3 separate regions of the Homo sapiens genome follow, and regions 2 and 3 are each linked to region 1. A link is a loop called in an ENCODE intact Hi-C map of the cell type or tissue named here. Cell type or tissue: endothelial cell of umbilical vein. All regions are shown on one strand. Region 1 overlaps BLOC1S5 (biogenesis of lysosomal organelles complex 1 subunit 5). Region 2 overlaps BLOC1S5-TXNDC5 (BLOC1S5-TXNDC5 readthrough (NMD candidate)). Region 3 overlaps BLOC1S5-TXNDC5 (BLOC1S5-TXNDC5 readthrough (NMD candidate)).

Region 1 (5,000 bases):
CAAGTTAATTATACATGTTAAGTAACATGTGTAATTGGTTCAGTTAACATGTTAATTAGCGTGTGTAATTGGTTTAGTTAACATCTTAACGTGTATAATAGGTTCATTGTTCGTTAAGCAGTAAGTTCCCACAATCTGATTATACCACATCGTCATCATTTAAAAAAAATTTTTAAGTCTTTTTTATCTTTTTGATATTTTATTTATTTATTTGTCATCATTATTTATTATTCTTATTAGGAATAAGAATAATGTGGGAGACACAGAAAATTATCCAGAGACTATTCCTTTACCGTGCTGTGTAAAGATGGTTACCAATTCCTTAGTAAGAAGAAAGTGGAGGCCAGGCGAGGTGGCTCAATTTATCCCAGCACTTTGGGAGGCCGAGGTGGGCAGATCACTTGAGGTCAGGAGTTTGAGACCAGCCTGGCCAACATGGCAAAACTCCATCTCTACTTAAAAAAATACAAAAATTAGCCGGGCATGGTGGCATGTGCCTGTAGTCCCAGCTACTCGGGAAGCTGAGGCAGGAGAATCTCTTGAACCCAGGAGGTGGAGGTTGCAGTGAGCCGAGAACGCGCCATTGCACTCCAGCCCTGGCGATGGAGCAAGACTCTGTCTCAAAAAAATAAAAAAAGAAGAAAGTGGAAATTTCTATACAAACTTGCTATAAGATTTTTACAGTGTGTTGTATAAATATGTTTTTAAAATTGTATTGAGTTTTACATGTATAGAGTGTGGATTTAGTTCTTAAATGTGGGAGTTATATTTTCTTCTTTTTACTTCACTTCAGCAACCACATTATCAGCAAATCTACCTCTAAAACATATCTTAAATCTTTCTACTTATCTTTCTTGCCACTACCCCTATCCCAACCCAGCTCACCGTCAGCCCTCACCCGGCCACCTGCAGTAGGCCCCTACCTGGTCTCCTTAATTTCAGTCTTATCTCTGTGAAATAACCTTTCTCACACAGTAGCCAAATGGTCTGCAAATCCTGTTGTACCACACCCTTGCTTAGCCTCCTCCTACTTTGGCTTTTCTTTACATGGAAAGCGCACTCCAGCTCCTTGGCTCTACTTAAAAATCCTAGATGATCTCTGACCTCTACTTGTCTTTCAGACTTTATTGTACACAACTCTTCCCTCCTTGTGTTTCAGCCACAATTCTTCCTTTCTTTTTCTTTAACACATCACGATTGTTACAGCATCAGCAATTCCATCTTCCTAAGATGCTGCTACTTCTCATTTTTCGCATGGCTCATTATTTTTGGTTTAGATTGCAGGTTAAGTATCACCTCCAGCCCTTTAATCCAAAGCAGTAACCAGTACACTCTATCATGTCACCCTAATTTACTTCTCTATATGGCACTGTATTCATTTTCTAAGTCTATGTAATAAATTACCACAAATTTAACAGGTCAGAACAGCTTATAGTAACAGCTGGTTATATAAAGTCAAACAAAATGTGTTGAGCACTTATTTTATGTGAGGCATAATATCAGGAAGTAATGATATGCCAGTGAATAAGACAGACATAGTCCCACCCTTCGTTCTTACGGTGCTTTGAAGAATGGTCTTTATTATTGAAGAATGGTCTCTGAAGGGCTCAAGAACATTTTATCAGCTAAGTTTGAGTTGCTTTTCTTGAAAAGTACTTGATCCAGTCTTTTCACACAGTGACCAACACAAGACCAATTGGTCTTCCCTCCCCATTTGGCCTTCCTGAGGGTTTAGTGTAGCACACAACTTCAGGCTCAAATGCCTTTTCTGTCTGTTATAACTCTCATCTCAAATTAGAAGGAAAAAGCTCAACATGTTTCAGAGGCTTTAGGTTTGAATATACATCTGCATTATTTGTACTTCTTTTCTATCATGGCCGAAACAATGATATCAGATAATTAATAAATGTGGTCTTTGGTTAGATAGAGTGGCAAAGCAGAGCTGCTGGTACCTCCTGGAAGTTTCATCTTTTCTGTATCATTTGAATGTAGGTTACTTTAAGAAAAACTGGCTAGCACTTAAAACTAAAGTTGTTTATATGTTTAAAAAACTTAAGGTATATGGCAACAATTACCTTTTTCTTTATAAAATTTTATTTGTAAAAGAAGGGAGTAAGTACCACATGGTGGCAGCATTACTTAAATTATTGAAGTCCTCTTAGGCTATTTTAAGCTCTCTTTTTGTTTTCATTAATATTTAAGGACAGATGACTGTCTGTCTCCTGACTTTATACAAACTCTTTTTCCCTTGATTCCAATGAACATTATGGACAGAGATTCATAAGGATCTCACCTTTCAGGTGGAATCCTTCCAGTGAGTATTAATGTAATAGTATCAGTGGGTAAAGGCATTGTCCTCTGTGCCACTGTCTTTCTAGCCTTGGAGGAACTGTTATGGCCTTTCTCAGGTGGAGCAGAGCAGAGACTGATGGTGGTCAACAAGTATTTAGACATGCTTATAGAGTATATAGTCCTGTATAAGTTCCTTATTTAGTTTTTAGCAAACTTTATTCATGCAATGCTTTATGGAACAGTTATTGAATACCTATGTATATCAGTAAGGAATGTGTTTAGTTAATAGTGACAGATATCTGAAAAATAGTGGATTTAACAAGTGATTAATTTTCTATCACAATATGCAGAGTTTAGAGTTAGCTTAGGGCTGGAATGGTGGCCCTATAACGTCAGCTTTTTCTTCCAGTTTTACCTTCTATCCCCCTAGGATGTTGCCTTTGTCCATATGCTTACAAGGTGGCATTTTTTTTGTTTTGTTTTGAGACAGGGTCACGCTCTGTAACCCAACCTGGAGTGCAGTGGCACGATCATGGCTTACTGCAGCCTCAACCTGCTGGGTTCAAGCAGTCTTCTTACTTCAGCCTCCCAAGTAGCTGGGACCACAGTAACCCGTCCTCTGAATGGAGCTGCATAGCTCCCTTCTCTGTTCTTACTTGTGTTTGTCTTTGAACTAAGAGACCATTCTCTTGTACATGTAAATTAGTCTCTGCCATAAGGAATGAAATAGTTTCCACTACTCTCTCTTGATTCTTCCAGATTACAATGCCATGGCCGGCTATTTTTTTTTTTTTTTTTTTTTTTTTTTTTTTTTTCATAGAGACAGGGTCTCACTGTGTTGCCCATGCTGGACTCAAACTCCTGGGCTCAATTGATCCTCCTACCCCAGTCTCCAAAAGTACTGGGATTATAAGCATGAGCCACCATGCTCGGCCTACAAGGTGGCTTTTGGACCTCCAGCCATTACATGTGCATTTCATGTAGCAAAAAGGAAGGCAGTTAGGAAATAGCTAGCAGTCTCTGTTATAGGCATGTTACCACTCCAAATAAAATTTAGGTGTTGATAGCAAGAGAGAAGGGAATGGAGGCAGAGGTACCAGTCATACAAGACATGTACAAATAAATAGGAAACAATTCCTACCTCCGTGAAGTTTACCATCTAGGGAGAAGAAAGGCATGTAAACAAAGAGTCATCATGGTGTAATTGTTATAAGCACGAAAGACTTGAGAGCTCAGAAGAGGAAACAACTCGAGAAACAACTTCTAAGAGAGCTCAGGGAAATTTTCATAGAATGGGTGATGTTTGGACTGAAAGAAAAATAAGTGTTAGGAAAAATGAAGCAAATGTTGGTTAAAATTAGAGACAAAAAGAAAAGTATTTAATAGTGCAATAATTATAAGAGTTGAGTGGGATTGTTTTAATTAATTCTAATGTGGGTTAAATTGATCAAGAGAAAATTCCTCCAAAGGCAGCACAGGAATTTCACTTGATCTCCTGATTCCTTGTTTTTGGTTAGATTACTAGAGACACTGTCAGGTTAAAACATCATTTTATCAGAGTGTCTGTTCCATATAACACATGAGAAGTATGTGTAGACACCGTATGGTTTTAAATCTGGTGACTGAAAGAAAAATTTAAATTATGTCAGTCTCTCATTTTCTCTCTAATGCTATCAGATTACATCAGAAACCAAGCTTTATGAGTGCTGAGCTTTGCTCTGAGAATTTTCATGCCAGAAACAATATACATATATAAATAAACAAATGTTAGTATATTCTTCCTTGTGTGATAAGTGCGAACAGTTACCCCTCAGTTAAAAATATCAGCATAAAAACAAACGCACACCAGATGGTGAGTTTAAGGGAAGAGACTTTCTAACGTCTTTTTTGTATAATAGTGTCATGGGTTTTTTGGGGTTTTTTTGTCTTTTCTTTTTTTCTTTTCTTTTTTTTGAGACGGAGTTTCACTCTTGTTGCCCAGGCTGGAGTACAATGGTGCGATCTCGACTCACTGTAACCTCCCCCTCCCAGATTCAAGCGATTCTCCGGCCTCAGCCTCCCAAGTAGCTGGGATTACAGGCATATACCACCATGTCCAGCTAATTTTGTATTTTTTTAGTAGAGAACAGGGTTTCACCATGTTGGCCAGGCTGGTCTTGAACTCCTGACCTCAGGTGATCCAACTGCCTCGGCCTCCCAAAGTGCTGGGATTACAGGCGTGAGCCACCACGCCAGGCCTTTTTTTGTCTTTTAAATTGATTATTAATGGGTTGTTAGAGAGCTATGGCTACTAATTCACTTACTGTGTGTAACTACCCGTTTGCCTGCTACAATAAATAACCCTTTAAATAAGTAGTTCTCTTAGTAGGTCACGGACTCCTTTAAGAATTTTTTTCCCCAGAAAAATGCATAGAGAACATGTCTTCAATTTGACTACAATTTCAGGAGCACCCTGGAACCCCAAAGCCCATTTATAGGCCCCAGAATAATAACCTGTCCCCTGAATGGAGCTGCATAGCTCCACTCTCTGTTCTTAGTTGTGTTTGTCTTTGAACTGAGAGACCATTTTCTTGTACATGTAAATGAGTCTGTGCCATAAGCATTGAAATAGTTTCCACTACTCTCTCGATTCTTCCAGATTACAATACCATCTGGAGAAGGTGGCAGTGGCGGGGGCATAGTTTTATGTTTTGTTTTTTTTCCCCCTT
Region 2 (5,000 bases), 67 kb after region 1:
TTTTTTTTCCTTCTTTTTTGTTTTTAGAGACAAGGTCTTGCTCTGTTGCCTGGGCTAGAGTGCGGTGGTGTGATCATAGCTCATTGCAGCCTTGAATTCCTGGCCTTAAGCGATCCTCCTGCTGCAGCCTTCCAAGTAGCTGGGACTGCAGGCACATGCCATGACACCCAGCTAATTTATTTTTGTGTAGAGACAGGGGTCTTGCTGTGTTGCCCAGACTGCTCTTGAACTCCTGGCCTCAAGCAATCCTCCCACCTCGGCTTCCCAAAGTGCTGCGATGACAAGCGTGAGCCACTGCATCCAGCCCTCCAATTTTAATTTTCTCTTGCTCTCTTTTTAATTACATAGATCACTGATGCTTATCTTTTTTAAGTAGCAATCGCAGACCGTTTTAGGAATCTTTTGGTAACTCCATCCCCCAAAACACATACACAAACAGTTATAGGTGCAAATTGGCTAGTTCACGAATTTGGTGGTACAGAAGCCCAGGGACGTGTAGGTGGCGCTGGTTCGTTAGTTTATGTAACCCGTTTTCTTTGTTTTTTTTCATCTTGCTTGTTTTCCCTATTAGATGTTAGGGCTTATACAGGTGAGAGTGGTGTTACAGGAGACTGGGCAAAAGGCTTAATGTCAGGACCTGATGGTTACGTAGAGGTCACTGCATCTTGTGTGGTTTTTCAGGCAGAACAGTCATATGATGGAAGATTGTAAAATATTATTAGTTATTTGTTATAGTTAATATATATGTTAGCAAAGAAGTGAGGAAGAGGACTCCTACATACTCCTACATACTCTCAAAGGAGAGTATAAATTGATGTAACCTCTTTGGAGGGCGATCTGAAAATATCTATCAACATTTAAAATGCACATACTGGCTGGTATGTGCTTAACAAGGTATGGCACATACTTGTTAAGATGTGTACAGAGGTCTTTGTTGTAGCTTTTCATATGAGAAAAATACTAGAAACAACATAAATATCCATTAATATGGAACTGGTTAATCAATTGTGTGGTATATTTGAATGGGAATACTATGCAGCCATGAAAAAGGATGGGTTAGCACTAAACATGATAATATGGAATGATCTCCAAGATGTTATTATGTGAAAAAGAAAGATACATTTTAAAAGGAGAAAATGCACACATGCTTGCATTTGGATATTTCTAGAGTGTATACCAGCAGCTGGTACTGATGACTGCCTCAGGGTAGGGTCTGAGGAATCAAGGGTCTGCAGGTCTGCAATGGGAGGGATACTTACTTTTCCTTTTTCTATTTATTGTAGTGCCTAAATCTTTTTTTTTTTTTCGAGATGGAGTCTCGCTCTATCGCCCAGGCTGGAGTGCAGTGGTGCGATCTCGGCTCACTGCAAACTCCATCTCCCAGGTTCACGCCATTCACCGGCTTCAGCCTCCCGAGTAGCTGGGACTACAGGCACCCGCCACCGCGCCCAGCTAATTTTTTGTATTTTTAGTAGAGATGGGGTTTCACTGTGTTAGCCAGGATGGTCTCGATCTGACCTCGTGATCTGCTAGCCTCAGCCTCCCAAAGTGCTGGGATTACAGGCGTGAGCCACTGCACCCAGCCTGTAGTGCCTAAATCTTTTAATCAGGTCCTTGTATTACTTATTCAATTAAAAAAAAGAGCTAGTTAAAAGGAGTTAATTTTAAAAATTACTGTGCAATATGAGCAAAAGAGGTTAGTGGATATTTACATTTCCTAACTGCAAGGAGATAAGGCAAAATGAACAGACTTCTTTTTTCCTTTTCTTTTTTTGCCTCATTCTCTAATGTGAGATCAAGGGGGCACCTGATGGAGTTAAGAACTGGGAAATGAATAAATCAAAGGAAATAGCTTTTTGCACAGCATGTAGCTAGTCTAAGGAATTTACCGCCAGAGGCAGTCATAGAGTCAAATACTGTGGCTGGATTTTTTTTTGGAAGTCTGGTCACTATGACCAGTCATAACATTTGTAGTTATGCAAGAAAAGATAAGGATAATCAAATCTGATGGTGCAGGATGTAAGCTGATCATTGCAAAGGAAGGAATTTCTCCCCAGCCTCCCTTCTTTTTTGGCTTCTCCCAGTGCCTCAGAATAACATTACACAATTAGCTAGGTCTGCTTTGAAGAGTTGACAGTACTTCCTCTGAATCATTAGGTATTATCCACAGCCAAGGGAAGGATTCCAGGCCTGCCAGAGCAGCAAAGCTCAGAACTCTTTTTTTGCACCCAGAGCGATGGCCCCTTCAGTTCCAAGTTCAGCGTTTTGGCAGGACAGCCCTCCTGCTGCTCTGCTCCTCCTGCCATTCCCGGTGAAGAACATGTTCAAAGGGAAATAATGGGTTTCAGCTCTTCTCCCGTTGAGCTGGCACTCTCGTATAAACAACAAACCCAAGATTATTGAGGGACTGAATAGATGTTCAGGAAATAATTCATGCTTTTTTCTCTTTCTCTTTCCTTCTTTGGCTCTGACTAGTAATGAATCCCTCCACCAGGGGGTAGACAGAAGACATAAAAGAAACCAGCACTGACCAATCTCATTTAGGCCCCAGTAACAGGTTTCATATTGTTCTAGGTCTCATTCATCCAAATAACCCAAGAAATACTGCACCCATTTACTGTCTTATATTTTAAGATCAAGAGTAGGATGTATCAAATTGACTTCGATTTGAGCAAGTAAGTAGAGTGTAGAATAGTATAGTATGTCAACATGAGCCAGATAAATTGCATTAACTAAAATCTACTGCAGATGAGGCCATTCTGTTTCTCCATGTGACTAGTTCAAAGGCAAAACTTTAGTCACATAAATGAGAGGACCTTCTTTTTTAAAAGTTTCTCCCCCATGTTATGGAAGCTGGCAACAGGCAGGCAGGGTATGTCTGTGTGCATGTATATGCATGCAGGGTGAATGCCCTTCCCTTTTCTGTCAGCCAACAGCTGGATGACTCCAAGACAACACAGTCAGTGATCCCAGGTCCATCTGGTGGCCACACACAGGGGCACGGCCTCTTGCTTGTCCCACAGACAAGATTCAAAACAGTCACCCAAACACCCAAAGTTCCAGGAGAAAATTTGTATCATTTTTGTTTGGCTAAATTATGTCTTTAAAAGTTCCAACAGAATTTTTAAAAATATCTCTTATTACATTTAATTATAATTTTAAAATAATTTCTTTGCTACTCAAACTCATCGACACCATGTACAACCTTACCTTTGAAGCTTTTTAGGAGACCCATTTCACTTCCAGCATTGTCCAGTAGAACTTTCTGCAGTGGGGGAAGTGTTCTTTATCTGTGTTGTCCAATATGGTAGCCACTAGCCGTATGTAACTATTGAGTACTCGGAATGTGGCTAATGTGTCTAAGGAACTGAATGTTTAATGTGACTTAATTTTCATTGACTTATAAGCAACAATGCCACCTGAACTTTAGCATTTCTTATATCCTCAGCCCATTTTTACTTTAGCATCCTAGCAAACATTCAGAAGTGACATGGTCATTTTCTTCCTTCTGGGATGGAGCGTTGGCTCTCTTTATTGTCATTAAGATCTTTGAAAGCAATAAGAAGATATAATTAGCCGGGCATGGTGGCTCACGCCTGTAATCTCAGCACTTTGGGAGGCCAAGGAGGGTGGATCACCTGAGGTCAGGAGTTCAAGACCAGCCTGGCCAACATGGTGAAACCCCATCTCTACTAAAAATGCAAAAAATTAGCCGGGCCTGGTGGTGCGCGCTTGTAATCCCAGCTACTTGGGGGGCTGAGGCAGGATAATCTCTTGAACCTAGGAGGTGGAGGTTGCAGTGAGTCGAGACTATGCCATTGCACTCCAGCCTGGACAACAAGACCAAGACTAGTCTCAAAAAAAAAAAAAAAAAAAAAAGAAGAAGATGTAATTTTTCTGTTTTCACACAGTTTTAGGAAAAGTGACACAGACTTGTCATTATGCAAAGGCTACGGTTTTTACTCAAATCCTGTCATGGGGCCTGTGTTGATACCTAATATCCCAATGGTAACCTCAACCTGCAACAGTAGTGAGGCTTTTTTCTCTAAATGGTATAACCCATAATTTTAGACAATAATAAAAGTTTAAAAATCTAATTTTTGCACAGCCAAGAATAACATGGGGTACTAGGAAATTCCATCAGCAAGGCAGGCAACTTCTTGGCATCAGGGATTGTGTCTTTTATCTGTTTCCTTAGTTCTAGCATAAATTTTAATAAGTGCTTCTCAAATGAGTGCTTTAGTATATGAGTGGATGAATAAATGTGTCTCAGAAGTCATGCTAGTAACATAACATTAAAGAAGCCTCTCATTAAAGCTCCTGGTGCCCTAGCAGGTATCTTTATTGGCAGATAAGTTATGGAAAGACACAATGTAAGAAATAGTATTTTGGACTCATGAAAGAACTCATATAAAAACATTGAAAACTCATCCATGACTAGTTTAGATAGTTTGAAGAATAAGTGGTACCCTGTGTTTATAAAGTATATGGGTCCGTTCGTTTTCACAAAAAAAAATTATTTCTCTCTGCATTTATTTATGACAATGCATGTCATCTTTCCTGGTCATGCCTTTTCACCTCGCTCTGCCTTTGCCTTATGCTGACAGACACATGGCATCGTCAGCTGCCTCCCTTCCTTGACTCCTGCCTTGTTTTACAATTATTACAGTCAGGTGTATTAAATTACAAACTAAGAGCCTTGCTTTCTGCTTTAAGATGCTTTACAGGATAACCTCAACTTTTCCTTGTTCCTGTCTCCTTTCTTCATTGTTGTCAAAATGATCCATCGGTTTCTTTTCTTTTTCTAAATAACTGATAAAAGTTTATTACATTAAAACCATATATCACTTTTATATTGCATTTGCCTTTTCCGAATGATACAAAGTAGAAGCAAATAGAGACACTTCATTAAAATGTTGATTCCCTATTCCTTTCCCTAAGACCCAGCCCTCCCTCAAATATTCTCTCCCACCCCTTACAGAACTCTGTCCTTAATAAAA
Region 3 (5,000 bases), 52 kb after region 1:
CCTGAAATTGTACCCGGGAGGCTTTTTATTTTTATTTATTTATTTATTTATTTTTTGCCATTTGGGGCTGTAAGTCTCTCAGGATGAAAAATACCAGAAAAATATTTTAAACATTAATTCAGTCAAAATATTTGAAGCTCCCATTACAGACGATATATTTTCTAGTAGTTTGTTCTTAGACTTTCAGAAAGGTTTTGTAATTATTTCATAATTTTCAACCCCAATAAAATGTTAATATTTTATTGACTTGGTGCAAATCAAGGTCATAGAATGAATGGAGAATGGAAATCAGTCATAGCGTATCACCTACTGCCTGCTCTTCCTCATTCTGCTCTTTCTTTTTTCTTTTTTTTTTTTTGAGACGGAGTTTCGCTCTTGTTGCCCAGGCTGGAGTGCAATGGCGCAACCTTGGCTCACTGCAACCTGCGCCTCCTGGATTCAAGCGATTCTCCTGCCTCAGCCTCCCAGGTAGCTGGGATTACAAGTGCCTGCCTCCACACCCAGCTAATTTTTGTATTTTTAGGAGAGATGAGGTTTTACCATGTTAAAGTTATTATACATTTTTATTTTCAGAAGAGTCGTTTGGTTCTTTCTTAAACGCCAGGCTGGTCTCAAACACCTGACCTCAGGTGATCCACCCACCTCGGCCTCCCAAAGTGCTGGGATTATAGGCATAAACCACCGTGCCCAGCCCTCTGTTCATTTTTGAATCTTAACTGCTACAAATAATGCTTTCTTGTGACTGGTCTGGCAATGATAGCAAAACAGCATTTCCTCTGGTATTTTCCTATTTATGTTCCATAAGCAAGAGAAAACAAACTTGGATTTTCAGATGTGATACACTTCAAAGAGCAGTAAGTTAGTAAGTACGCTAACATTTGATCCTCACAAAAACTCAAGCTTCAAATTATCTCTGAAGAAATAGTCCAAATTAATTTAAGGTAAGTAAATACAGTACTCATATTTGTATAACATAACTTAGAGCCTACTTTTTAAGTGCCTTATATGTAGTTTAATCTTATTTCATCATTATAACCAAGAAATACCCATTATATTCTTTTAGAGGAAGAGCAAAACAGCACAGAAATACAAGGAATATAGTGTTTTGCCCACCCAATGTTGAGCTAGCAACAACACATCAGATAGACTAAATAATACTTTCATGGTTTTTAAAAAAATCCATAAGTGATACCATGAAAATCCATAGTACAGATGGATCCAAAAATTTTTCTTTATCATTACATCGCTTTCTAAAATGATAGTCTGATGTACTACAAACATTAATAAGTCAATATGTGAAATTCTGCTCTAAAATATTCTGAATCATTAAAGGTATTTACTATTATTTCATCATTCGCTGTGTGGTCAGGCTTTGCCATAGGTTAAAATATAACATGAGATGATAGATATGTTAATTAGCCTGATTGGATCATTCCACAATGTATGCATATATCAACCCATCACATTGTACCTAATAAATATATACAATTATTTATCAATTTAAAAAAGGAGCCAAGCACAGTGGCTCACACCTGTAATCCCAGCACTTTGGGAGGCTGGGGCAGGAGGATCACTTGAGGCCAGGAATTCAAGACCAGCCTGGGCAACATGGTGAGACTTTGTCTCTAAAAAAAAAATAGGAAAAAAGAAAAAGAATATAACATGAATGTAGGTAAGATTAAGATAGAAAGTGCCACCCTGGGAAGAGGCCAGTAAAGTGCCACCCTGGGAAGAGGCCAGTGCATGATTCAAGGACATTTAGAACAGACAACACCAAGCTCAAGTGGTGCAGCATTTACTGATAGCAAGAGAGGAGAGAGTGTGTACACAAGATCCAGCCGTTTGCGTCAGTGCCCTGTGGCCAGCAGGTCCACTCTGCAGACCATGTGGTCAGTACTGTATTTTTTTAAAACTTGAAATGAATGAGGATATGTGCATTCCATCATTCCTTGGAGCAATTGTTTTCCCCTTTTAACTTTAAAAAAGAAAAGTTTGGTTGAGACCTGGCAGGCATTGAAAGTTAGCCTCCATTGCAAGTATTATCACCATTTATGAGTGTGAGGTTTTACCATAATAGAAGTCAGTGTACGAGGTTATCTGTGTTGTGCTTAAAATTTTCTCTACATAGACCTGATTTTTGACTTTTGTGAAATTGTTTATATTGCTAACATTTATCATTCAGAGAAAATATTCTGTAAATGTTGATTTAATGTAATAGTTTCCCTTAAAATAGAATTTATAGAGAATTTGAAAAGAAAACCACAAGTTAATTCACTTTTTAAAAAACTTCATGTCATCTGAATACTTAAGCTGCTTTGTTTGGAAAGTGTCTTTTTAAAGAAAATAGTTAATAAAATTACAGTAAGATAATTGTCACAAAATAAAAATCTTAGGTGGCCAGTTGTGTATTACAGAGATTTGGTTTTAACAATTATACAAGTTATTTAAGTGGGAAACATTAATATTAAATTTTATTAAGAAAAATTTTGACACCAAAAAATCTGTCCTTCACTTAGAATATAAAATGTATAGCTGAACACCAGCAGGTGTCACTGTGATAACATGTTTTCCCCCCCTGAACAGTTTTATGTGGATGGGTGCATACCATCTATGGACAAAGATATTTAGGAGATAATAAATGTAAGTTATATAGCTGAATAAAAATACCAAAATGTAGGAAAAGCCTATGAGTTCCATGATGGTTAGGAATGCTGTATTTTTTTTTTTTTAGGATTGCTGTATTTTTAGGAGAATTGTATTTTTTTCTCGCTTTCTTCATGTCATAAACATACAGTCTTCCATTATGTAAGTGATGTGCTGTTTTATTAGCAATAAAAGTAGAGTAAAAATCCCTTTATATTTGGGCTATGTTGAAGTATAGAATGGTACAAAAATCATTAAGTTACACCTTGTATAACCAAAGCCAAATTAAGAAACAGAACATTCCTAATAATGTTTTTATATGGGTTTTGAAAAACTTGGCCAGGCGCTGTGGCTCACGCGTGTAGTCCCAGCGGTTTGGGAGGCCGAGGCAGGTGGATCACTTGAGGTCAGGAGTTCCAACCTGGCCAATGTGGCGAAACCCTGTCTCTACTAAAAATACCAAAAAAGAGTTAGTTGGGCATGGTGGCGCGCACCTGTAGTCCCAACTACTCAAGAGGCTGAGGCAGGAGAATCGCTTGAACCCAGGAGGTGGGAGGTTGCAGTGAACCGAGATCGTGCCATTACACTCCAGGCTGGGTGACAGAGCGAGACTCCACCTCCAAAAAAAAAAAAAAAAAAGGAAGAAAAGAAAAGAAAAAAACTCTTGGTTCATTCCTCCAAATTAAGGCAGTTATAATTTTTAAGTTAATGTTTAAAGGCACAAAAATATAGCAATTGGTCGAAAATAGAAATTTAAGAGCTAGTTGTCAGTATTTTTTTCCCCACCTAGCATGGAAGCCAGAGTAGGATTTAATAAACATATGAGCATTGTTCTGTGTCAGGATTATATTCCAAAAGGCAGATAGTCAGAAATAGCACTCTATCTTAAAGGAATTTATAATTGAGTTGTGCACATGTAACAATAAAGTAGAAAACCAAGACCGTAACGTTACATAATACCACATCAAAGACTATGATATGCTAAGCAGGCAGCGTATGACTAAAATAAGTGAGTCCCAAGTAGGAACTGTCTTTGTGAGTTGTGGTCAGGGAATCATTTGTAGTAAAGATAAAACTTGAATGCAATAGGATTTGCGTTATGAAAAGGATGGCAGAATCTTTCCAGCTCAGTCTAGTTCAGTAAGCACCTGTGTTCCAGGAACTAGGGCTAAGAAGCTGACTAAAGCTTGGTTTCTGCCCTTGTTTATCAAAAACACAGGTGGACATACTTTTGGGAAATTTAGACAATAATCCATAGACTTCTTTGATGTTGAAGCAGTAGTGGATCAGTCTGGAAATTGGAAAGTGCACTGGAAATTGGAAATGAGAGAAGACTTGCATTTTGGTCATGCTTCCATCACTAAATTTGTACAGAGACTTTAAACACATCACATAGATGGTTTTCACATCATTTCCAACTTTAATAATTTGTGCTTATCCTGTAGGTAATGGGACTCTTACTGTAAGTGGCACGATGAAAGTGTTACAGGAAGGTTACTCTGTGGACTCAGATGTATGACTGATAGGTTGAGGAAATTATTAGCCTGCATTAGGATTTTTTTTTTAGAAAGTAGCTGAAAATAGCAATTTCTAGTCTAGACAGGGCAGGGATAGAGATGAAGATCTTGGCTTGGAAGTTAAGATTATGGGAATTTTTAACATCCATATATAGATATGTCTATGGACTGTTTGTGTTACTTATGACAATTACTGGCATGGCTTCAGATTTAGATAATCTCTATTTCTCTTTTATGTAAAATTGTAATTCTTAGCCCAAAGTGACTGAATTTTTGCTTTTGAGAACACCATTACTATAAGTAGGAAATCAAGAAAGTTATTAAATGGCCTTTGTCTTTTAGGTAAGTATTTTGCTTTTTATAATCAGTGCGAAAATACATCAGGTTTTATTAAGCAGCTACCTCTATTTAAGGATTTCCCATTTCCTTTCCCAGAAGACTGAATTATTCAAGGAAAAGAATGTTTTATGCTGTTTTATATCCCATGCATAGGACATGTGCTGACCACATATTAAAAAGGGGAGTTCGTGGGGGCTATGAGGATGCAAAGGCATAAGAATGATATCATGGATTTTGGGGGCTCGGGAGGAAGGATGTAAAGGGGTGAGAGATAGAAGACTACACATTGGGTGCAGTGTACACTGCTCAGGTGATGGGTGCACCAAAATCTCAGAAACCACCACTAAAGAACTTCTCCAGTTCCCCAACAACTATTGAAATAAAGAGAAAAGAAAAGGGAAGTTCTTGCTGTATTACAAGGCTGACCATGAGTTAGTTTGGTTAAGGAAGATTTGAGTTATCCTTGCTATTTACATTGCATTTGTGTTTTACAATAATTGA

What was found. Hi-C counts contacts between places; a loop is a spot of excess contacts. Peaks named below come from ENCODE experiments on the same cell type or tissue, not always from the same donor. Only the 100,000 strongest peaks of a DNase experiment are listed, where the experiment ranks them.
Region 2: a loop joins it to region 1, with 2.1 times the contacts of the local background. A loop is called at or near these places in 12 of 110 quality-filtered maps.
Region 3: a loop joins it to region 1, with 4 times the contacts of the local background. A loop is called at or near these places in 16 of 110 quality-filtered maps.

The regions. Positions count from the first base shown.
Region 1 is chr6:8,056,465-8,061,464 of GRCh38, reverse strand. All of the region lies in intron 2 of BLOC1S5 (biogenesis of lysosomal organelles complex 1 subunit 5), which reads left to right. The region is part of intron 2 of BLOC1S5-TXNDC5 (BLOC1S5-TXNDC5 readthrough (NMD candidate)); the gene reads left to right. All of the region lies in intron 4 of EEF1E1-BLOC1S5 (EEF1E1-BLOC1S5 readthrough (NMD candidate)), which reads left to right. Among named protein-coding and RNA genes, the nearest start is that of BLOC1S5, 5.4 kb to the left of the region's middle. In endothelial cell of umbilical vein, a CTCF peak has its summit at 2,089 (motif pointing right); a DNase peak (open chromatin) is centred at 2,184; H3K27ac peaks cover 916 bases.
Region 2 is chr6:7,989,669-7,994,668 of GRCh38, reverse strand. The region is part of intron 4 of BLOC1S5-TXNDC5 (BLOC1S5-TXNDC5 readthrough (NMD candidate)); the gene reads left to right. It also overlaps the pseudogene PIP5K1P1. Among named protein-coding and RNA genes, the nearest start is that of BLOC1S5, 72 kb to the left of the region's middle. In endothelial cell of umbilical vein, a CTCF peak has its summit at 2,483 (motif pointing right); DNase peaks (open chromatin) are centred at 2,018, 2,438 and 4,158; H3K27ac peaks cover 3,873 bases.
Region 3 is chr6:8,003,982-8,008,981 of GRCh38, reverse strand. All of the region lies in intron 4 of BLOC1S5-TXNDC5 (BLOC1S5-TXNDC5 readthrough (NMD candidate)), which reads left to right. Among named protein-coding and RNA genes, the nearest start is that of BLOC1S5, 58 kb to the left of the region's middle. In endothelial cell of umbilical vein, a CTCF peak has its summit at 2,565 (motif pointing right); DNase peaks (open chromatin) are centred at 2,561 and 4,151; H3K27ac peaks cover 1,593 bases.